Linked DNA regions of Homo sapiens: region 1 is linked to region 2. The links are chromatin loops, found by intact Hi-C in ENCODE. Cell type or tissue: PC-9. All regions are shown on one strand. Each heading gives the region's core, and the rest is flanking DNA. Links, peaks and the distances in the headings are about the cores only.

Region 1 (9,321 bases), core at 426-8,425, 49 kb before region 2:
AGTCTTTATTAAAACGTAGACCTCATGTTATGGAAATAGAGACCCTTTTGATTGTTACTTTTTTTTTTTTTTTTTTTTTTTGAGACAGGATCTCACTCTGTCATCCAGGCTGGAGTGCAGTAGCACGATCTCAGCTTACTGCAACCTCTGCCTCCCAGGCTCAAGCGATCCTCCCATCTCAGCCTCTCCAGTCAATGAGACTATAGGCACGTGCCACCACGCCTGGCTGATTTTTGTATTTTTAGTACAGACGGGGTCTCACTATGTTGCCCAGGCTGGTCTCCAACTCCTGAGCTCAAGCATCTGCCCTCCTCGGCCTCCCAAAGTGTTGGGCTTATGGGTGTGAGCCACTGCGGCCAGCCATGTTACCTCTTTACAAAAGAATATTAAGCAATTCCCTTGGACTGTAATCAATAGTAGCCAATCAAATTGTATATCTGTATGTTAGCCTCTGTATGGAAAATGTTGGCCAGGCACGGAGGCTCACGCCTGTAATCTCAGCACTTTGGGAGGCCAAGGTGGGTGCATCACTTAAGGTCAGGAGTTCAAGACCAACCTGACCAACATGGCAAAACCCCATTGCTACTAAAATACAAAAAAATTAACCAGGCATAGTGGCGTGCTCCTATAGTCCCAGCTACTTGGGAGGCTGGGTGGGAGAATCCCTTGAGCCCAGGAGTCTGAGGCTGCAGTGAGCCATGATCGGGCCACTGCACTCCAGCCTGGGTGACAGAGTGAGACTCTGTCTCAAAAACAACAACAGCAACAACAAAAACAACAACAACAAGAGAAGTTGTCATTCTGTTGAACACCTCTGTCTTTGCCTATGTAAACAGTCCTCATTTTTCTCTACACTGGAAGTACTGTTCACCATTCTTGGGTGCAGCTCTACTCCTGGGACTGCTGCCCTCAACTTTTTGTTGAATAAACTCTTTTAACTGGATCCTGAGCCTTCTGATTATTGTATATTGACAGTACTGACTATGCAGTCCTACTCCCAGAGATTCTGGTGCAGTGAATCTGATGTGAGCTTAGAAACCTGTGTTTTCACAAGTGCCTTGGAAATTCAGTGCAGGAGTTCCTGTACCACATTTTGAGAAGTGCTGTCATAGAGGTATTTTAAAAAGCAGTTTTCCCCTTTATTTATGGAGCTAATGTGGTGAATTAAGCAGCATTATCAGGCATCTTGAGTGAAGGGAAGAAAACCACAGGACACCTGGATTTCAGTGACCTCTTTGCTTAGTTCTGGGATATTTCTTGAGTCATATCACTGAGCCTCATTCCCTTATCCTTAAAATGCCCTAGGATGAATTTCCTTTTCCCTTCATCCAAATGATAGAAAATTATGCCCTGGGGAGAACCACTTTCACCCTTCTCCAAGATCTGGGTTCAGTTCTTGTGGCTTTGGCCACTCTAAGGCATGGGTAACCATCAAAGGCTGGCCCTTACTCTCCAGATAGGAAGCCCATCCCTGGCCCCCTCTCTAAAGTGAGCATAGTTGAAAGCATTAAGATCTTTCACCTTTTGGCCATTGGGCATAGAGTCAGATGATCAGCAGTAGAGTTTGGTGCCTCCATTAATGACTCTGCTCTGACACCTGCTCTCTATCTGATGTCTTGGGCAAGTAATTTGCCCTTCTAAGCCCCATTTTGGTCATCTAGAAAATGAGGCTAATAATAGAAATAATAGCTCTTACTTCCTAGGGCTGTTGGAAGGGTGATATGAGGTCATGCGTAAAACGTGTTTAACACAGTGCCCACTTGTCAGGCCTCTGAGCCCAAGCTAAGCCATCATATCCTGTGACCTGCATGTACACATCCAGATGGCCAGTTCCTGCCTTAACTGATGACATTCCACCACAAAAGAAGTGAAAATGGCCTGTTCCTGCCTTAACCGATGACATTATCTTGTGAAATTCCTTCTCCTGGCTCATCCTGGCTCAAAAGCTCCCCTACTGAGCACCTTGTGACCCCCACACCTGCCCACCAGAGAACAACCCCCCTTTGACAGTAATTTTCCTTTACCTACCCAAATCTTATAAAATGGCCCCACCCCTATCTCCCTTCCCTGACTTTCTTTTCGGACTCAGCCCACCTGCACCCAGGTGAAATAAACAGCCTTGTTGCTCACACAAAGCCTGTTTGGTGGTCTCTTCACACGGACTTGCATGAAACCACTAACTACAGATCACAAAGAAATGTTACCACCATGATTGCTGGTACTAATATATTTGTGTTATAATTTTAAGTGAATTTGTGAGTGTGTAAAGGGAGCAACAGAGTTCCTCAGTGGATGGGGCAGAGGAGGATGCCCATCAGCTGGCACGTGCCAGTGAGTTCTCCAGGTGATTTTCCCATTTGGAAATTTTTAGCACAACTGGGGAGGAGCAGCCCAATCTCTTCCTGTTCCTATAGCCTCTGGAAATAGGAGCACCTTGATGTGAACCTGAGTCCAGCATAGTTCAGAGAGCCCCCCTCAGACCTCCTCAGGTCAGTGGCTATAGACACACCTAAAGACAGGACCCTGTAAAACCTTTCCTGCAAGCTGGCTACTAAGACGCCTTGCTCTCTGGTCAATCCCACTCACACAGACACAATTAACATCACTCTTGACCAGGAACTTATTCTATATAAAAGGGTATTCTATATACTGAGGTATTTGGCAGTGAATTCCTCTTACCCATCTCATCCCCAAACATGACATTGCAGAGCATCTTCAAGTCCTTGGGGCAGAGTAAGGTAGGGAATCCAGTTTTCCTTTTCTGCCCCCCTGAATGGTCGATGGGGTCTTCCCTCCCTGGCAATCACCTCCTCACTCCTTTCCTAGAGATGCTTGGTGGGAAAGGCATCCTTTTCTCTTAGTTCTCCCTAACATGCTATCCCCTGAAGAACTCCAGGAGGTCAATATATAAATTTAAAAATCAAGTTTACTGAGATTATGCTTTATATACAATAAGATGCACCCATTTTCAGTGTATAGTCTGATGAGTTTTGGTAAATGTTTATGCATATGTAGCCACCATCACTACCTCCCTATAGACTATTCCTATGATTCTAAAAAGATTCTTTTGGGAGCCTTCCTACTCAATCCCCACCATCTCCAGGCAACCACTGATCTGCTTCCCACCATTAGAGATTAGACTAGTTTTAGATAATAGATTAGGTCATTACACTTTTGAGGAGAAATTCTTTTTTTGCTGCTGACCAGCATTCACTACATCAATAAAAATAAATGCTAAGCTTTGGGTTTGTTTTTATATAAGAAATGACAAAAATGCCCATTTGTAAGAATTGTTTCTTCCACTTCCCACCTTAAAGTAATGCAACGTTTCAGGGCAAAATTGCCTTCTTCATGAGTGGGTTTGCAGTACTGATTGTATCTTTCACAATATCTGTTGAAAATAAATTCCTCCTTTTAAAATTACAAGAAAAAAAGCCTGTGACTTAATCTTTTCAAACAAAATGACAATAACAGAAAAACCCAAAAGAGTAATTCCCTTAGGTCTACCCTTGAATCAGCCAAGTTTGTGGCTGAGTGAAATACACCGCTCCTGCCAAGCCTTCCTCTCATTGCAGGAAATAGCTGCACACAGGGAGGAAACATGAGCTGATGCATTCCCCACCCTGCCTCCCCCCATGTAGTTCCGTAGGGAACCATTCCAGAAACTTAAGAAGCCTGTGTGTACACCAAAAAAAGCCACAGGGAAAAACCCCTCAAACATCTTACAAATGCTCAGACTGATAAAGACATATTGAATCTATAAACATCAGGACAATTCAGGAATGTGCCTGCACAGTAAGAAACTCAACTTACAATTTGCACTCAAAAACAAGCATGATTATGCATTCTTATTTCACTGACCTCATGACTGCCCTCTGTGTCTCTGCTGTTCCGAAAAGCTGGTGACCAGGCTGATTTGTTCTTCAGAAGTCTTCCTGTCTGCCTCAAGTAAATACTGAAGGAACTATATAAAGGGGTGGGAGAGTAGGGCACGCATCAGCTGATGTTTTCTCCGTTTTTGAGTAATTGCTTTTAGGGGAAGGAAGAGGAAACTGGAAAGTGAAACTAATTTAAAATCGTTGGGAGGAGGAAAATGAAACCTAACGGCTTGAGACCTGCAATGGCTGAGCCAGAGTACGTTATTCAAAACTGTGACTAAAATTTGTTTGAGAGAATGTGGAAGCATTCCTAATGTAAACCAAAAAATTAAATTCTAAGGCCATACTCACCAACCATGTGACTGGACCCCTGCTTTTGGCCAAGGGCATTCCAAAGTTAACCTGAAAACTGATGTGAAGGGGAAGCTGGATATGCCTCATTACATCCTTTTTCCTTTTGGAATTACTAATAGAACACACTCTTTTTTTGTTTTTGTTTTTGTTTTTTTTTGAGACAGAGTCTTACTCTGTTGCCCAGGCTGGAATGCAGTGGCATGATTGCGTCTCACTGCAACCTCTGCCTCCTGGGTTCAAGTGATTCTCTTGCCTCAGCCTCCCGAGTAGCTGGGATTACAGGCACCCACCACCATGCCCGGCTAATATTTGTATTTTTAGTAGAGACGAGGTTTCGCCATGTTGGTCAGGCTGGTCTTGAACTCCTGATAGCAGGTGATCCAACCACCTTGGCCTCCCAAAGTGCTGGGATTACAGGCATGAGCCACTGCACCCAGCCAGAACATGCTCTTTTTAAGTGTATTAAGAAACATTTACAACCTATTCTCTCTGAAGCCTGCTACTTGGAGGCTTCATCTGCATAATAAAACCTTGGTCTCCACGACCCAGACATTCCTTTCTAATGATTGTCTATTGAATTTCTATTGGATGTCTCCAAACATTCCTTTCTATTGATAATAACTCTTTCAACAAATTGTCAATCAGAAAATCTTTGAATCTGCCTATGACTTGGAAGCTGCCCCGCTTCCCTGTTTCCAATTGTCCCACCTTTCTGGACCTAGCCAATGTACACCTTACATGTATTGATTGATGCCTTATGTCTCCCTAAAATGTATAAAACCAAGTTGTGGCCTGGCACATGTTCTCAGGATCTCCTGAGGGCTGTGTCACAGGCCATAGGTCATTCATATTTGGCTTAGAATAAATCTCTTCAAATGTTTTACAGAGTTTGACTTTTTTTGTCAACATTAGGTATCTGACCATCAGTCTAGGGTGGGGCCCAGGAAACAGCATTTTTTAAGCCAATTCTTATTATTTTTAAAAATTTTTTGTGGACACATAGTAGATATATATATTTATGGGGTACATGAGATATTTGATGCGAGCATACAATGAGTAATAATCACATCAGGGTAAATGACTTCAAGCATTTATTCTTTGTATTACAAACAATCCAATTATACTCTTTTAGTTATTTTGAAATGTGCAATAAACTATTGTTGACTATAGTCATCCTCTTGTTCTAACAAACACTAGATCTTATTAATTCTATCTAAGTATATTTTTGTACCCATTAACCATCCCCACTTCCCCCGCTACTACTCTTCCCAGCCTCTAGTAATCATCATTCTAATCTCTATCTCCATAAGTTCAATTGTCTTAATATTTTTAGCTTCCACAAACAAGTGAGAATATGTAAAATTTGTCTTTCTGTGCCTGGCTTAATTCACTTATAATGACCTCCACTTCTATCCATGTTGTTGCAAATGACAGGATCTCATTCTTTTTATGGCTAAAGAGCACTCCGTTGTGTAAATGTACCACATTTTCTGTATCCATTCTTCTGCTGATGGACACTTAGGTTGCTTCCAAATCTTGGCTATTGTGAATAGTGCTGCAATAAACATGGGAGTGCAGATATCTCTTTGATGTACTGATTTCCTTTCTTTTTGATGTATTCCTGGCAGTGGGATTACTGGATCATATGGTAGTTCTATTTTTAGTCTTTTGAGGAACCTCCGAACTGTTATCCATAGTAGTTATAATAGTTTACATTCCCACCAACAGTGTACAAGAGTTTCCTTTTTTCCACATCCTTGCCAGCATTTGTTATTGCCTGTCTTTTGGATAAAAGCAATTTTAACCAGGGTAAGATCATATCTCATTGTAGGTTTTTTTTTAACTTATATTTTATGTGCAGGTATACACGTACAGGTTTGTTATTTAGGTAAATTGCATGTCATGAGGCTTTAGTGTACAGATTATTTAGTCACCCCACTCATAAGCATAGTACATGATAGGTAGTTTTTCAGTCCTCTCTCTTCACCCATTCTTTACCCTCAAGTAGGCCCCAGTGTCTGTTGTTCCCCTCTTTGTGTCCATAATGTTCAGTTCCCACTTATAAGTGAGAACATGCAGTATTTGGTTTTCTCTTCCTGCATTAGTTTACTTAGGATAATGGCCTCCAGTTCCATTCACATTACTGCAAAGGACATGATATTCTTTTTTTTGTGGCTGCATAGTAGTCCATGGTGTATATGTACCACATTTCCCTTATCCTGTCTTCTGTTGATGGGCATTTAGGTTGAGTCCATGTCTTTGCTATTGTGAATAGTGCTATGATGAACATACTTGAACATGTGTCTTTATGGCAGAATGATTTATATTCCTTTGGGTATGTACCCAATAATAGGATTGCTGGGTTGAATGGTACTTCTATTTTAAGTTCTTTGAGAAATTACCACATTGCTTTCCATAGTGACTGAACTAATTTACATTCTCACCAGCAGTTTGTAAGTGTTCCCTTTTCTCTGTAACCTCACCAGCATCTGTTATTTTTGTTGACTTTTTAATAATAGTCATTCTGACTGGTATGACATGATATCTCATTGTGGTTTTGATTTGCATTTTTCTAATGATTAATGATATTGAGTATTTTTTCATATTCTTTTTTTTAGGGTATCTGAAGGAAGAAATTTATTTTCTTTTTTTATTATTATACTTTAATTTCTTGGGTACATGTGCACAATGTGCAGGTTTGTTACATAGGTATACATGTGCCATGTTGGTTCATATGTTTATTGCGGCACTATTTGCAATAGCAAAGACTTGGAACCAACCCAATAGACTGGGTAAAGAAAATGTGGCACATATGCACCATGGAATACAATGCATCCATAAAAAAGGATGAGTTGTGTCCTTTGCAGGGACATGGATGAAGCTGGAAACCATCATTTTCAGCAAAATATCACAAAGGACAGAAAACCAAACACCACATATTTTTTCATATTCTTATTGGCCGCATGCATGTCTTCTTTTAAAAAGTGTCTGTTCATGTCCTTTGCCCACTTTTTAATGGAGCTGTTTGCTTTTTTGCTTGTTAATTTGCTTAAGTTTCTTATAGATTCTCAATATTAGACCTTTGGTTATGCATAGTTTGCAGATATTTTCTCCCATCTGTCAGTTGCTTGTTTACTCTGTTGATAGTTTCTTTTGCTATCAGAAGCTCTTTAGTTTAATTAGGTCCCGTTTGTCAATTTTTGGTTTTGTCGTAGTTGCTTTTGGTGTCTTCATCATGAAATCTTTGCTGGTTTCTATGTTGAGAATCGTATTTCCTAGGTTATCTTCCAGGGTTTTAATATTTTTAGGTTTTACATTTCATCCATCTTGAGTTGATTTCCATATATGATGTAAGGAAGGGGTCCAATTTCAGTCTTCTATATATGGCTAGCCAGTTATCCCAGCACCCTTTATTGAACAGGGAATCATTTCCCCATTGCTTGTTCTTGTCAGCTTTGTTGAAGATCAGATGGCTGTAGGTGTGTGCCCTTAAGTTTGGGCTCTCTATTCTGTTCCATTGGTCTATGTGTCTGTTTTTGTACCAGTACCATGCATTTTGGTTACTATAGCCTTGTAGTATAGTTCAAAGTCAGGTAACATGGGCTCTCTATTCTGTTCTATTGGTCTATGTGTCTGTTTTTGTACCAGTACCATGCTATTTTGGTTACTGTAGCCTTATAGTATAGTTCAAAGTCAGGTAACATGATGCCTCCAGCTTTGTTCTTTTTGCTTAGGATTGCTTTGGGTATTTGAGCACTTTTTGTTCTATAGGAATTTTAAAATAGGTTTTTCTAATTCTATGAAGACTGTCATTGGTAGCTTGTTAGGAATAGCATTGAATTTGTAAATTGCTTTGGGTAGTATGGCCATTTTAGCAATATCGATTCTTCCTATCCATGAGCATTTCCATTTGTTTGTGTCATCTCTGATTTCTTTGAACAATGTTTTGTAATTCTCATTGTAGAGATCTTTCACCTCCTGCGTTAGCTGTATTTCTAGGTATTTTATTCTTTTTGTGGCTATTGTGAATGGGATTGTCTTCCTGATTTGGCTCTCGGCTTGGATTTTGTTAGTGTATAGGAATGCTACTCATTTTTGTATGTTGATTTTGTATCCTGGAACTTTGCTGAAGCTGTTTATTAGACCTACGAGCTTTTGGGTAGAGACGTGGGGGTTTTCTAGGTATGCAATCAAATTGTCTGCAAAGATAGATAGTTTGACTTCCTCTCTTCCTATCTAGGTGCCTTTTATTTCATTCTCTTGCCTGCTTGCTCATGCTAGCAGTACTCTGTTGAATAGGAGTGCTAAGAGTGGGCATCCCTGTATTTTTCCAGTTCTCAAGGGGAAATCTTTCAGCTTTCGCCCATTCAGTATGATGTTGACCTTGGGTTTATCATAGATGGCTCTTATTATCTGGAGGTATGTTCCTTCAATATCTAGTTTGTTGAGGATTTTTAACATTAATGGATGTTGAATTTTATCAAAAGCCTTTTCTGTATCTATTGAGATGATCACGTGGTTTCAGTTTTAAGTTCTGCTTATGTGGTGAATCACATTTATTGATTTGTGTATGTTGAACCAACAGAAACAAGAATTTTATAAAGGAATGGGAAATGAGAATTTGGCTGTGGGACATAAATTGGAAGCTCTAGCAGGCATGGCTTGCCTGGCTACAAGAGGCCAGGGTAGGTGGGGTTGCCTACCTTGCCTGAATGTTTCCCAGGACAACAGGAGGCTGTGCTCTCTGGCTGAATTCAGACAGAAGTGGAACCACTGGGATGGAAGCTCTAGCAAGTGTTGCCTGCCTGGCAACCAGTGGCAGGGGTAGATGTAGTCACCTGTCTTGCCCTCCAGGTGCTTCCTGGGAGAACAGGAGGCTATGGTCACTGGCTGAGTTCAGACAGAGAAGTAGGACCAGTAGGCTGGAAGCTGGCACCAAGCCCCATCCAGAAAGGGTTTGAGATGGGGCAATCTTACTGCTCCTAGGCACTGGGACTGCAGCCTTTATTGGGCTATGGCACCAGTGCTGGTCTTCTTGGGGGCACAAGGCTTGCAGAAGTCTCCTTGGACTAGAGAGTTGCCCTCCAAA
Region 2 (9,321 bases), core at 345-8,344:
GATTTATGGACAGAAAAAGGAAAATGACCTATAAAAAACAGAAGTGAGGTACAGAAATGGAAGTGTTGGTTACAGCCCAGCATTTGCCTTATTTTAACATGGTTTGAATGGTTGGCCACCTTTGATTGGCCAAAACTGTGAGTGGCACAGGAGTAGGTTACAGTCTGTTTACACATCCAGTTAGGTTATAGTTTACTATGTACAGAAAAACTGTCAGGGTGAACTTAAAATATGCAAGGAGGCAGCTTTAAGTGAAACTTAATTCAACACTAATATTGATTGAGAATTTTTGCTCAGGGCTTTATAGGACTTACCTAATTTACTCCATTTTACACTCATGTGAAATATGGCCATTTAACAGATGAGTAAGAGAAGATTCAGAGAACTTAAGTGATATGCCCAAGGACAGAAGTCCAGGTCTGCCCAATTCTAGAACTTCCCTTGTTCAGTGTGTTCCTTAAGTGCAGCAAGTCTCTGGATCTAAACTATATAGTTTCTGATTTCAACTCTGAAATGCACTGCTTGTGTGAACTTGCATCCGTTCTTCATCTGTAAAGAGTGGTAGCACCTATTTCATAGGCTTGTTGTGAAGCTCTTAGAATAGTGCCTGGCACATAATGGATTCGATGAAAGTATCTGTTTTCTTTCTTTCTTTTTTTTTTATTTTTTTGAGACGGAGTTTCGCTCTTGTTACCCAGGCTGGAGTGCAATGGCACGATCTCGGCTCACCGCAACCTCTGCCTCCTGGGTTCAAGCGATTCTCCTGCCTCAGCCTCCTGAGTAGCTGGGATTATAGGCATGCACCACCATGCCCGGCTAATTTTTTTGTATTTTTAGCAGAGACGGGGTTTCTCCATGTTGGTCAGGCTGGTCTCAAACTCTCAATCTCAGGTAATCTGCCTGCCTCAGCCTCCCAAAGTGCTGAGATTACACGCATGAGCCACCATGCCCGGCCAAAAGTATCTGTTTTCATTTGCTGTTCAGAATGAGTTTTGGCCTCAGCTGTATTTCCTACTTCTGTCACCAACTGTTTGTGATATTAGATAAATCATAAAACAGGTCTCAGTTTTATGCTCAGAGAAATAAAAATCGTTGGTCTGGATGATCCTTCCAGGACCTTTCTCAGTATGAAATATGATGACTAACATTTCATGAATCCATATCCTGGAATCAAGTTCAAGGTGCAAACCAGTCTAGGTCTGAGGTTCTGGGAAAGTCACAGTAGTTCTGTGCCTTGGTTTCCATCTCTGTGGAATGAGAAGAGTAAAGTTGATTAACTCTTGCCTCATCAACAGCAACAGTGTAGACCCTGCATGTGAATGCACATGGAACACTAAAGGGAAAACTCTAATAGTACCATAACTGTTTATTCTGATGGAGAACCAAGAGCCAGGGTTGAATATCTCAGCCAGGAACACTAAGTAGGGATAGTATGTATAGTTCTCAGTAGCTGGCCCTATGATGTTCATGCCAGAGGACTGGATTTCATACCCCAATAGTGTGGCTTATTGCCAAATACCATCATCATACATCCTGCCTAATACTTTCCCTAAAACTGGCATTTATGACCTAAACTGGTTCCAAACTGAGATGTTTTCACAAACTATTGAGCTGAGAAAGTCAGACAAAAAGTGCAGTAGCGAAGTGTTTGTTTGGTTTCTGGAATATCAGTGCTTGAGTTCACATCTGTTCCTACCACTTACCAGTGGTTTGACCTTGGATAATTACTTGATCTATTGGAGCCTTAGTTTCCACATCTGTAAAGTGTTGAGTATTGATAGCAACCTTGTGGAGTTAAAGATAAATTTTGCAGTGGGCACCTGTTAAAATGTCAAGAGAGACTTTTATTTTTTTTCAAGACTATTACAATGAGAGAGACAGACTATTGCAATATGGGAGAAAGACTAAACTCAACACTGAATACAACAAGTGTGGATTTGTAGTCAACAGGCCGGATGAAGGAGTGGATGGAAAATTACTAAAAAGAACTTGCTTAGATATCAAGGCCTGGGAAAGAAGTACTTAATTGTATATCAGGGTGGGGGGGCATTCTTGATAAAGTGGCTCAGCAGGATTCTTTGCTAAAACTGGTCTCTGAAGGAGAAGGATGAGAGCCATGTTGAGGCCTAGTCAAGAAGAGGGCTCTGACTAAAAAGGAACCTGCCTAAAGTTTGGTCAAGGAGGGAATCCTTCTCAAGAGTTGCAAATACTTAACAGACAAATATTTGCCTTCTTTTTAAAATCATAAATAGCCACTGTTTTTAAAACCAAAGTTATTTATTATTTCCTCTGTGGCATGACCATAGTTGGAAATATATTAACGTGCTTTTTCTTCTTGTACTTCTTTGTTTAAGACTTTTCACCTATAATATCTGAGGCAAGAGTTTCTTTAGGGTAAATTGGGATTATAATAGCTGGAATGCAAAGAGGTAAACAGAATTAATATTCAGCCATGAATTCCAAAATTGGCCATTGAAACCAACTTCAGAAATGATACCATTAAAAAACACTGGAGCAGCTTAGTCAGAAATTTCTACTTTGGAATAATAACGAGGAAGAAGGCATCAGATAAAACATCCTCACACATTCTATCTTTAGTGAAACCAGATGGTGAAGAAAACTTCAGACTTCCAACCGACACATAAATATGGGCTACGGTCAAAAGTAGCAGAAATCAGCAGAACCAACATGAGAAACTCTGACTGGAGATGAATGGGTGAAGCTGGGACCAACTTAAAATGGGGACAGTGTTTGGAGATGGCAGATCACAAAATTAGAATTGAGGGTCCCCTCCTAGGAGAGACCGTCACTCTGAGTGCAAACTTCTGAAAGCAGAAATGTAATCCAGCTGTGTTTAACGCCAGGCGAGGCAGTGGGAGGCGAAGGGAGAATGTACCCAGGAGACCCCTCCCCTGCCTTCTAGTGTCTCAAGGAACCTTTCCTGTTTGCCTGAGAGCACGTTCACTTTTTACCTGACTATGGAGGGAGATTCTTCCTTTTGTTTTTTTCTTTGCTACACATTGATACCCTTAAATTTTTTGCATATGTTTTCTAATTATAAAAATAAAAATCTATATATTATAAATTCATCAGTATAAACAAAATAAAAGTCTGAAGTTAAACTTGGATCATAATGTGCTTTAATCACTCCCCATCCATGTTGTTTTGTAGCTGTGGTTTTCAATTCAATGATAAATCTTGGGTATCTCTCCATGTCAGTACTTATAATCTTGCTATTTTTTTTCAAGGACAACATTTAATAGGCATATTTTAATGTTTAATTAATGTATTTTTGCTGGACATTTAAGTCATTTTCAGATTATCACTATTACAAACAATGTTGAAGTGAATATCACTGTATGTCCGTCTTTGTACAATTGTGTGGGTTTTTCAATACGATGCATTCCGGAAATTAGAATTTCCAGGTCAAAGAAATTGACCAGATGCTTCACACCATGTCTTAAATCCTGGCCCCATTTTTTGTCCAAAATGGTGTTGAGTTGCTATTTAATTCACACTTGGCTACCATTTCCCACTTCCTTACTTAAGTACAGTGTGTATAGGCCAGGTTTAGGCTGGAAAATCCCTCCTTCCACTGTCAATTCTGTTACCCCTCTGGGAGCATGGGAAGGTCACTTTTTGTTTGTGGGTTTATATTTTCCTATTACTTTCTCAGGAAATGAATGAATTTTTCTATCAATTGTTCTCTATCATCCCTTGTGGTTTGGCTCGAAGCCCTGGTCTCCAATCAAGGGTCATGACAGGAACTTGGCTCCTGCCAATACATTTAGAAATCTGGAATCCTTCCATAAATGCAAACCCCTTACACTCCCATCTTTCCCTATATTCTGCCACCTGGTAGAAAGCAAATCCCTGAATGCTTCTCCAAAACTCTCTTCCAACCCTAGGACCACCAAAGGCCTCCCTCACACTCTTCATTTATCTGCTAATTCATTCTCTCTCTCCTTTTCTAGAAAATAGTCCTCTTTGGCTTAACTGGTTGGAAATTACACTCTCAGTAAGCTAAGAGGGAAGGAATAAGAGGATATACCATACTATGGGCAGGGAGGGTGGTGAAAGGCCAGGGTTCATTTCAGCTTTAAAGCACTGGAGCTCCAAATGGACACAAATCATCACATAGAAACTCATGATCAGTGCACTTTAGAATGCTTCTCATCTCCCTTTGGGGGTTATTCTATTTCTATTAATGTAGTCAAGAATGGTGGCTATTTTTCTGGGCCAGATTATTTTGGTACTAACTGGTCTTTCACAGAAGCCATTTTCTCAAGTATGTTCTACATTAGCTACAAGCAATTGTTGGTAAAAACCTGTTACCATTCTGTATGTTTCCATTATATATATGTCTCTGTGTGTGTGTGCATATGAAAGAAGACTATATATTATTTTTATCAAAATATATTTAGACCATGTACATTCTTTTAATTATACTATATATAAAAGTAATTTTATATTACATATTTTAAAATATAAACATATGTAAATAATATTACTATAACACATATGTAAGTAATATATATTTTGTGTTCTTCCATAATTACTTTTTTTAACCTAGACTGAAGATTTTACATTTTTCACAATTCAATTATATTTTATGAGACTTCTTACTTTTCCAAAGCATAAAGAACTATTTGGAGCCTGTCTTTGTAATTTTATATTTTTGGTTAATATTCCAAACTAAGATAACATTGCCAGGTCTTCCAGGTCTGAAGCAAAATAGAGCAGCATTTTAGTTGTGTGGCCCTGGGGAACTTGCTTAACCTCTCTTTCCCTCTGCTTCCTATCACAGATGTTTATTGTAAGGATTAAATCAGCTAAACCAAGAAAAGCCTCAGGGATGGTGCCTGGCAAACTGCACGCTGTTAATACATGTTAGTGGACCCTTCTCCACACCTTCCTGCTACACTAAAGCAGAGAGAATTACCTCCTGAATCATGTTTGCAGAACTTCTGGGCACAGTGACTCAACTCCCAGCTATTCTTGTCATGGATTTTTTCTCTTGGAGCCAATCCAGCCATGGAGATCACTGGTCTTGTGACTTATTTTTTCTCTTTCAGTATGAAATCATTAGAACTGAGAAAATGAAAACATTCCTGTTATTACTTCCTGAGAGAAAGAAACTTAGTAACATGCTTTGGTAGGAATTGTTCTTCTTTTTCCTGCTGTGTCCCTCTTGCTGGTCCCACCAGGGCTCTTGGTCCTGAGCCTGATTTACACCAGGAGCATAATCTGATCAAAAAGAGGGAAACTAAAGAAAAAAGGCAGGATTGTATGAGGGGTTCTCACAATGGCAGTACATAATCCCTTATACCTCGTATTATGTAGACCCCTGTGTTTCCAAGTTACCTTTGTAATTTAGGTAAGTGAGCACGAAACACTTAAAAAAACACAAATGAAAACAAGAGAAAGGAAAGAGTGGGGAGGGGTTTGTTTATTTTTGAAAACAACGACAACAACATAGAGTAAAAGTTACCAGGTAAGTTCAAATATAGTAGTACTTTGTTTTCTTGGAAGATGAATGAAAGAAGTCACCTTACTGCCTCCAATCCAGTCATATCCCTGAACCCAATCATGACCAGCAGAGGTTGTTCTAAATTGTTTCCTCCAATATAGAGATAATTGCCAATAATTTTTCAGTGGTTGTTTTCTGTATTCTCTGTATTTTTTAGGGAAGCTGAACTCAGAAAACATACTTTGTCCATCTAGCCATCCATTTATCTTTATGGATCCATCTTTATTCATTCATTAATTCACTCAGTCAATATATATTGAATTTCAACCATGTGTCAGACACTGTTCCATGCCTCTAATGTTCTGCGTATAATGCAAGTAAAACTAAAGATAGCTAACATTTATTGATCCCTACCGATGTGCCAGTAACCCTCTTAGGTGTTTTACTTAAAATATGTGTTTAACCTCTGAAACAGCTTTATGATATATATTGTGATTATCTGCTTTTTAAATACGAGAAAGCAGACTCAAAAGGATTACATAACTTGTATAAGATCGCACACTTGTAAGTAAAAATGCAGTAATGCAGAAATGCAGTAACGCTATTTCCTCTCGTATTGCAGCCACTCCACTCCCAGCGAACCTTCCTACTGCATGCAGGCTTTATTCTTCCATCACTTTCCTCCTCTGTTTCTAAATGACATTTTCACCCCCATTTCCTGGATACTTCCTTCTTTTAATACACAGTAAGTTTATGTGACTGGGTTTGGCATTCATCTAATAAAAACAGCCATTAGGTATATATTCAATAAACATTTAGTGAAGCCAACTGATGAGCTCTGGGGTGAGTACTAGGGATTCAGCAGTGAATGAGATGGAGGGTCGAGACAGGGCTCTGGGGGCTAGGCTGCCTTCGTTCGACCTCAGACCTGCCACTCGCTAGCTCCTCTAGCCATTATTTAGTATTTCTGTTGCAGTTTCCTCATCTATCAAATGGGAATAATAATGGTAATTATTAATTAATTGATATTCTAATTTTCAATTAAAAATCTAATGGAGTTGTCAGGATTAAATGACTTTATACATGCAAACCACTTAGAATAACACTTTGCAGCCACTAAATATTAAATAACTGGCATATGTTATTATTATTAGATGGATCCTACCCTCAAATGCCTTACAGTTTGGTAGACAGAAAAATAAGTCTCTTCCAACGATACTGTTAAACTAATCAGAAACTTGGTTAAGGTCATTTGATCATCTAAGGCTCTACAACAGTACAGTTTTACAGCTCTTATTTTAAAATGTTCCCCTCTAATCCATAAAGATATCTCAAGATAGGGCAATGCCATTACTTGGTGTATTATAGTTAACCAATACTGTATGTGGAACATAATGTGGTGTGATACTTTTGAATTTGTGTCTATCTGCTGTTAAAGAGCCTGGCTGCTAATTGAGTTTCTGGAAAAAGTTGAGAAATGTCTTAGCTCAGGCTGGTATAACAAAATAACAGAGGCTGTAACTACAATCACACTTGCAAGTAGAAGATCTTTGCTTCAAACCTAGCAGTCTGGCTCTAGAAATCAGGACTTGGATGAGGGTGAAGTGAGTGAGGGCCTAGGGCATAAAATTTAAGGAGATACTTACTCTGCAGGTAGTTCAAGTGCTGACCACACATTTGCAAGACGTGAGAGTGAGTGTCTTCTTAATGTGCATTAAGTGCCTTGCTTACCTTACCTATCTAGACCCAGCCCTATCCAGAGCCTACCTTTTACAACTCTACCTTTTAAAGCTTAGCATCCTCTACAAAATTATACTATGGAGTAGAAAGGTTGTACTGTGAACTGAGCTGGCATTATTCTCACACAAGCTATGTACTTCAGCATCAAAGATAGTATTAAAATAGATGCAATCATAACATAATCTCCATACACTGCAGTTAGAAAGTTATTTATGAAGCATCTGGTATATCTGGACATACAATCATCAAGTCACCTGATAGCCCTAGAGCTGGAATGAAATTTGAGAGGATCATTTGGTAAAAGGCATATACTTTAAAAAAACTGAGGCTTAAAAAAGTAAAATAATTTTCACAAAACGACAGAGCCAGAATTGGCAGAAATGAAAGTAGATCACTAGTTTTCTAATCCCAGTTTCACTCGATATCTCTGATTGTGTATTAGTCAGGATCCAGCAACAGAGGCAGAGCCACTGGAAGGGATATACACGTTTCTTTTGGGTATTTGATCTTATGCAATTGTGGGAGCTGGCCAAGCCGGTTCTGTAAGGCTCTTGATTTCATGTCTGGTACTGAAGCTTCAAGTACATAAGGCAGGTGGAAAAAATGGGAAGATGGATGAATGTCCAGTGGGCAGGACAAGGACAGGCTGGAACCACAACCACGAGCTGCAGTTCCACAAATACGGACTAGAACCCAAGTCAGCTCTCACTGCCTCTAACCCCTCCTGCAGGAGAAGCAGGAGCCCTTCATCATGGAGCTAACTACACACCTGGCCCAGGATTCAGAGATGCTGAAGGAGGATTCAGGGGAAGTTGGAGTAGTTGCAGGTCTGGTACACCAAGGAGTTAACCCAGGAGATGGGCCATAGTATTCTGTGGTTCACAAACACACCTGCTTGAACGTTCCAAGCATAAAAAGGCTAAATAGTTGCTTCTTTTCCACCCTCTAAATCACATGCAAAAATGTCTACTGACTCATCCTGACTGAAAACACGAGGAAATTCTGGGAAACACAGTTCAGCCTAGCTGAGTTGAGACATTATTTATTATAAAGCCCCGACAGTTTCAACTCTACTTCTTTACCTAGCTCAGACACTGTCATGTGAGCCTTTTGGCAGTGTCTCTTAAGATAGAATGCCTTTTCATTTTAAGAAAACATTAAAGAATAAAATGCATTCTTGACTTCTGCAATGATGGCAGAAGTCATAGCACCAGAAGCCTCTTCTAATAATGCAGCAGCATCAACAAATTAATTCATTCTGCATCTTTGTGTGTTATAGGAGGAAGAAAACTCCAATAAAGTCTGTCTCAACAGAGGTCACCTCCCACCCATCAGACACGGAAATTCCAGTACCTGCTGGGAGTTCTGGTGGCCATCCTTATCCCTAGTCTCTTGTCATTGTTCAAGGATTAGGGAAAATTCCTCTCAACCTGCTAGATTTCAGCAGCAATAAACGGGATTGTTTATAGGGTCAGTGAGCCCAGGATACTAAGGGACAGACATCAGTCAAAAGCATTTTCCAAAAAAATCCTTTATATTTTAATCAAATCACTATAAAGACATGATGTGTCCTAGTTTCTCAGATGTTCAACCCAACAGTCTCTTTCTTTAACTTCTGGGCTGCCTTTCAGAACTGAGCAGAGTTGTATCCAACACAAAAGACTGTCTGGACTCAGGCACCGTACACATACCCCGTCACTGCTCCTCTCCATTGAGGTAATCTGTTTTTTCTCTAATCATCTCCAAATGATTGATAATGTTGATACCCACATATAAGTTTTTCTTTATCATTTGGACATTAAAAGGTGAGTTTCCTGTGTTCTTTAAAAGAGACAATAGAAAGCAATCCTTTGCTCTACTTTAGACCTTTATTATTACTTAATTAAATTATATCTCACAGGAAATGTTAAATCATTTCAAATAACCAAAAAATCCCCCAGTGAGCTTCTGCACTTTTGTCCAAGGGCCACTGGCACACAAACTCCAGTAGTTCCTATAGTTTTATGTGTCTCATGGATCCCAGGAATGTGACTTATGTCTATAATGCTGTTCTATAGTGGCAGTGGCAAACTTTTTCTGTTAAGAGCTAAATAGTAAATATTTTCTTCGGC

What was found. Peaks named below come from ENCODE experiments on the same cell type or tissue, not always from the same donor. Only the 100,000 strongest peaks of a DNase experiment are listed, where the experiment ranks them.
Region 1: a loop joins it to region 2, with 4 times the contacts of the local background. A loop is called at or near these places in 25 of 110 quality-filtered maps.

The regions. Positions count from the first base shown.
Region 1 is chr10:89,322,619-89,331,939 of GRCh38, reverse strand. It overlaps IFIT3 (interferon induced protein with tetratricopeptide repeats 3), which reads right to left and starts at 3,943. Exons shown (of 2, transcript NM_001549.6): 1 at 3,862-3,943. The coding sequence starts at 3,866. It also overlaps a transcript of LIPA not described here. RefSeq lists enhancers at 1,655-1,714, 3,936-4,175 and a silencer at 3,566-3,615. In PC-9, for the core only: no CTCF peak of the experiment used is centred there; a DNase peak (open chromatin) is centred at 3,639; H3K4me3 peaks cover 1,541 bases; H3K27ac peaks cover 1,912 bases.
Region 2 is chr10:89,273,990-89,283,310 of GRCh38, reverse strand. It overlaps a transcript of LIPA not described here. Among named protein-coding and RNA genes, the nearest start is that of IFIT2, 23 kb to the left of the region's middle. In PC-9, for the core only: no CTCF peak of the experiment used is centred there; DNase peaks (open chromatin) are centred at 3,630, 4,970 and 7,720; H3K4me3 peaks cover 512 bases; H3K27ac peaks cover 6,739 bases.